Regions from separate parts of the Mus musculus genome. Here region 1 is linked to region 2. Evidence: chromatin loops called from intact Hi-C (ENCODE). Cell type or tissue: left cerebral cortex. All regions are shown on one strand. Each heading gives the region's core, and the rest is flanking DNA. Links, peaks and the distances in the headings are about the cores only.

Region 1 (2,916 bases), core at 297-2,796, 220 kb before region 2:
ATATACACAAATACTAACAAACACATAGCACACACATACCAAAAAAATTTTGGGTTGGAGGCTGTGAATCTGATTGTAGACTTGGTTGGCACACACACAAGGCCTAGCATCAAGCCATAGCAAGGCAGAACATAGTTTGGGAAAGGGAGAAACAACTTACTTGTTCAGTAGGAAATAAGATCCACAGCACCAGCTAAGCAGAAGACTAAGGTTCAGTTCATAGCCTCACATCAACGTGACTCAACTGCCTGTAACTCCAGGGGATCAAGTGTCTTTCTTTTAGCCTCTGTGGGTGGGTATATTAATACATGCATACAGGGACATTTTCAAAATGCTAAGTTTTGTATTTAAGAATTGAAGATAACAGATTTCCTTGTTTCTATGTTTTTTTTAAGATTTATTTTACTTATTTTATGTATATGAGTACACTGTAGCTGTACAGATGCTAGTGAGCCATTCATGTGGTTGCTGGGAATTGAACTCAGGACCTCTGCTCATTCCTGCCCTGCTTGCTTTGGTCGGCCCTGCTCACTCTGGCCCCACTCAGTCCGGCCTACATATTTATTATATCTAAGTTCACTGTAGCTGTCTTCAGACACACCAGAAGAGGGCATCAGATCTCATTACAGATGGTTCTGAGCCACCATGTGGTTGCTGGGATTTGAACTCGGGACCTCTGGAAGAGCAGTCAGTGCTCTTAATCACTGAGCCACATCTCTCCAGCCCATATCTATGATTTTTTTTTATTTTTGGTGTGGGGTGGTTTTTGGAGACAGGGTTTCTCTGTATAGCCCTGGCTGTCCTGGAACTCACTTTGTTAGGAGAACAATGGCTTCCCTTTGGTTCAGGCCTGAAAGGGTCAGAGCATGTTTTAAGACTAATTTGTGGTAGCTGTTTAAATTTAAGCTAATTGCTTTACACACAACTTTTAAATGTTTATGTTGAAATGTTAAGTTATGGAATTATGATGATTTACAACCAAAGCATGGCACAATGTAAATCAGTTCACATAAAACCTAAAGAATATTGGAAAATTACATAGACCTACCATTTTTTCCTCTTAAATATTCTGAGTAAAATTAACACTACAATAATTGTTTTGTTAATTTAAAAGTCATTATTAATATTTCATTTTGTGATCATTAGTCATTTTTGGCATATTTGAAATGTTCCTTTCAGGACTTGAGATCAATGAAATCAAGAGCTAATGAACAACTATATTGGTTTAAAGACATAATAAATCTAGAGTTGAATACCATCATATAAAAATAGGTACAAGTATACACAATATGATTCAGCCATAAAGAACTACGTGTCTACATACAGGATTCTGTAGGATATTTTTCTAAGAATGCAATTACAGGTTTGTTGGGTGTACACACTTTCAGTGTAACTGAATGCTGCCTAACATTTTATGCAGCACACACAGAGTTCTTCCCTTCCAATCTGTGTTCAACAGTTCCTGTTGCTCCACCTGCAGGCCAGCAGACGGCACTACCTGACATTAGTTTTCCAACCCAGTGCCAGTAAAATGAAGTCTCATGATTTGATTTTCCTGCTTGTTAATAATGCTGAGCATATTTACATATGTCAGTTGGACATTAGGATCTCTTCTTTTGTTAGTCATTTATTCAAGACATTTGTCAGGTTTCTAGTTGAGTTTTGTCAGTTTTTAAAATTAATTATGGGAGTTATTTGTTCTCACTTCAATCCTTTGTGTGTTCTCTTTACAGTGTCTGTGTGTTTCCTGAGGAGCAATTCTTCTTTGAATAGATAGCCTTAGTTTTTCCTTTCACATTAACTTCTCAAAATATATTTGGAATTGACTTCACGTGAAATGTGAGGATGGGGGCTGGAGGTGAGAGTGCTTTCTTAGCATGTGCAAGGCCCCAGGTTCAACCCTAGCATGTAAACACTATGAGGCGAGATGTTCACTTTCAAATTTTCTAGATAAATATTCGGGTATTCTTATATCATTTGTCGACTAGCCTTTTTCTCCATATTCATTTATAACAAAATACTATCAAATATGGAGCATTTGTATATCCTGAGTCAACTGTCTCACTGTTCTCTATGTCTGGGCTATGTTGCCATTGCTTAATGTTGCATCTTCAAAATAATTCCTGGCTCAGGTGGGGAAAGGATGGAGGGAGAGTGTACTGAGATCGGACGATGGGCTTCTCTGGGATGAGCTAGAGACCTAGGGCGATGGAAACTCCTGGGAATCTATGAGGATGACCTTAGCTAAAACTCCTTGCAATGGGGGATATAGAGCCTGAGCTGCCATCTCCTGGAACCAGGTGAGACTTCCAATGGCGAGACTGGGACACCAACCCAGCCACATAACTTTATACCTATAATTTGTCCTGCCTACAAGATGTGCAGGGGGAAAAGATGGAGCCAGTATATGCCCGGGAGTTGGGCTATCTGCTGGAACATGTGTAACCTCTCAGGGACCTCACCTTTGAAGAAAACTGCCTCTCCCTTTCCAAACAACCGTCAACTGTCAGTACTTCTCAGCTGCCCACGCTGAGATATGGTCTTATTTTAATTTTGATCAGGTTATGTACCTGTAATCACATCTGTTCAAAAAACACTGTAGTAGTCCAGTGCCTCTAGCTCTTAAAAATCGTTCTGCCCCTCTTCTGGGAAAACCCCTAAGCCTTGCGAGGAGGTAACTGCAGTTTCCATCTTCTGTTTCTTGTGCATCAACCAAAGTTCTAAGTGAAAACTAGTGTCTGTAGATTGCCTTGTGCTAATTCTAAAGTAGTTCTTCTCCTGGTCAATGGCACAAAAAGTCTAAACTGTCACATGATTACATAGGCAATGTTCAGGAATGCATGGCCCTGAACCACTGACTCTCACGTCTGCATTACGAGCGGAGCAGAGATTAGACAGAGGTTACTGAGCATCTGT
Region 2 (2,916 bases), core at 237-2,736:
AGATCCTTCCATAGAAAATAGGGTGAACCGCAACAGAGGGAAAAGACCTAAATGAAGGTGAACTTTAGCCGCGAAATGCACAGGTCACACAGGTACATCGAGAAAAAAAAAAACCCTCAAGGCGACATCATTATGCGCTGTGAAACCTAAGTGAAATGCTTTCCTACTTACTATCGACTTTAAAAGACACAACCACGTTTTTTTTTTTTTCGGAATTGTAACGAGAATAGTAGGGGAGAAAATGCCCTTTGTCTTCGAAAAACAGCTTAGTCAGGAACTCCACTACCCCCAAGGCTGTACCTGATAACCAGCCCCCAATGACATCAGTCGCTAAGATAACCAGACACGGGACAAGAATCCCATGACGCCCGCTGGACTGTGAGTATATAAGGAGGGAGATAGAAAGCATCGGTCTTTCGCTGCACACCTGGAGAGACACCTTGAGCCGCCCTTGTGGCTGGAGAGTCTCCCTAGGCGCCTGCATCGGAGACTAGGCCTGATCTTCAGGTAAGGTCCGTCACACAGGTGAGCTCCCTCAGGGGGGAACAGGCTTAAAACTGTAGTTAGGAACTAAGAGTTTTAACTGTGTGATGACTCTCACCGTGATAAAATATAACTTTTGGTATATTAAGTACCTACCTTCTCACTCCGGACAGCACAGAACCACTACATAAACCTGAGGGGCCAACACACGTACCTGATAAAAATTTCAAGAGGGGAAAAAAGTGAGCAAAAAGAATATTCTTTCATTGGTTTATTTATGTAGTGACGGGGCCTCAATATGTAATCTAAGCTGGCCTTTAATTTGCGGCCCTTCTTCCTCCCAAGCGCTGATACTGCGGCTGCGCCACAGCTCACGAAGGGTTTTAGCATCAGAATTTAGGCCCATTTATCAATCCTGAGAAAAAACAAAAGATGTGCCAGAACAGGTGACTTTTTTTTTTTTTTTTTTTTTTGCTTAAGGAAATTAACCAGAATTTTCGGATATATAATTCCTTGCCTAGTACTGTTACTTCACAGAACTTGATCTTATTCATCTTTAGGAATTTAAGATATATATATGAGTCAGCCAGAGATTAGGGAGCCCATAAAATAAGAAGTGGGTGGAGCAAAAAAATCAATCTCACAATCCCTGGGAACCAAGCAGTAACTCCTTTGGCTGGGATTTGGTGACATCTAGCGGCAGATTCAAGAGGTTTACTGCTCAGCCAGTGAACTTTCTGGAAAATTGGCCGAATGTGTATTTGATCACTCCGCTTGGAGATTAGGAAAAAAGGTAGGTGAGGCTCACCACCCACAGGAAACTGGAGTTGTCTCTATCACTGGGGAATTTAGTTGCCTATGTTTTCATTAAAATTTTGTGTGCCAATTTAGCGATAAACCTGGTGAGGGGGCATAAGGGAGATTCGCAGTAAATTTGGTGAAGGGCAAAGGGGAGGCCTTGGGGACAGAGAGGAGGGGGTGTACAACTGGAAACTTGAAAGAAACGCCCTTTTACGTTACTAATATAGTTCTGAATCTTAACCATGGAAGAAGTTTATTTTGGTGGACTATAATGTGGGAATAATGATCATCTCTAGGGTCTAAAATTAAATCGGACTGGGTGGAGTGGCGCATGCTTTTAATCCCAGCGCTCGAAGGCCGTGAAGGGACAGGTGGATCTCCGAGTTCCAGGCCAGCCAGGGCTACCTAGTTACAACAGGCCTCAAAAACAAACAAAAAAACGAAAAAAGGCAAAGAAAAGAAAGGAATTTGATTAAATCGGCAGGCCTTTTCTTACAGAAGCCCTTTCCTTTAGATACTAGCACTGTCCTAGTTATTCTCAGTTTTATTAATGCAGTTTGCAAACATAAAAAAGGCAGAAAAATCCACCAAAATGAGGGACCTCGCCTACGCTCACGCGCGCGCGCGCACACACACACACACACACACACACACACACACTCACACACGGCCCCTCCCGTCCCCACCAGGGCAGCACGCCTGCGCACACCCATCATCGCCAGCGCCACGAGGGCGGCTGTGCGCCCACACCCACACTCCACAGCCACGCGAGCCTGCCTGCGCCCGCGTGCGCGCAGACACCCCGTTTCTCCAAAGCATCCAGGCATCCGCCCAGTGGCACTCACCACCCTCACACGCCTCACACCTCAAAACCTTCACCATTCCTTTGCCTTTGGTTTTTTTGGGGGGGCGTTGGTGTTTTTTTTTCCTCTCTCCCCAGGTCCGCGAGTTGCGCAACAGGCTCGGGGGCGTGGCCCCGGGTCTGCCCTCGCTCTTCCCACTCGCGGGAACCTTAGCTCATTTCCGCCTAGCCTGTTTCCGCCAGCCACGTCGGCACTTCCTTTCCCAGCGGGGCGGGGGCGGGGGAGGGGAGCGGACCCACAAACCCATAATGCCTCCCTGCAGGAGAGAAGGCGAGCGCGAGGGGGGGAAAAAAAAAACCCACGGTCAGGGGAACTCTGGGTCGTGAAGACGGGCCACGTGAACGCGCTGCCCTATAGACTTCTGACCCAACGGCTGGAGCGCACTTGGAGGGCGGGCTAAGATCCTAAAAGAACCATCGCCATTGGCGGGAGCCCTCACTGAAGAAGGATGCTAATTGGTTTGCAGTCGGCCCTAAGCATGAAGAAGCAGGTTGCTAGCACCCGCCTTTACTGCGGCTGAGTGTCACTGCTGACGTGGGGGCGGCTGTCCAATCATCTGGGTATGGAACATTCTAAAACTCAGACAAGACGGCTAGGATTGGCTGATGGGCTAAGCCCGCCTCCAGGGTGACGTGTCTGCCTATGGATATCAGTTGCCAGAGAAACCTGGCTTTACTATGGCGGTTGGAGGAGCAGCAGTGATCACACGTCGGCTGCTGGAGAGAGCTGGATTCTCGTTTCAGGTTTCGGGGTGGGGGTGGGGAGGAAG

Evidence for each region. Peaks named below come from ENCODE experiments on the same cell type or tissue, not always from the same donor. Only the 100,000 strongest peaks of a DNase experiment are listed, where the experiment ranks them.
Region 1: a loop joins it to region 2, with 6 times the contacts of the local background. A loop is called at or near these places in 1 of 42 quality-filtered maps.

The regions. Positions count from the first base shown.
Region 1 is chrX:136,958,442-136,961,357 of GRCm38, reverse strand. The region is part of intron 2 of Tmsb15l (thymosin beta 15b like); the gene reads left to right. Among named protein-coding and RNA genes, the nearest start is that of Tmsb15b2, 1.9 kb to the right of the region's middle. In left cerebral cortex, for the core only: a CTCF peak has its summit at 1,463; a DNase peak (open chromatin) is centred at 1,468.
Region 2 is chrX:136,741,184-136,744,099 of GRCm38, reverse strand. It overlaps BC065397 (cDNA sequence BC065397), which reads right to left and starts at 1,143. Exons shown (of 10, transcript NR_033324.1): 1 at 1-1,143. Morf4l2 (mortality factor 4 like 2) reads left to right here and starts at 2,748. Exons shown (of 4, transcript NM_001168226.1): 1 at 2,748-2,890. In left cerebral cortex, for the core only: a CTCF peak has its summit at 1,182 (motif pointing left); DNase peaks (open chromatin) are centred at 1,201, 1,690, 1,991 and 2,621; H3K4me3 peaks cover 1,252 bases; H3K27ac peaks cover 1,326 bases.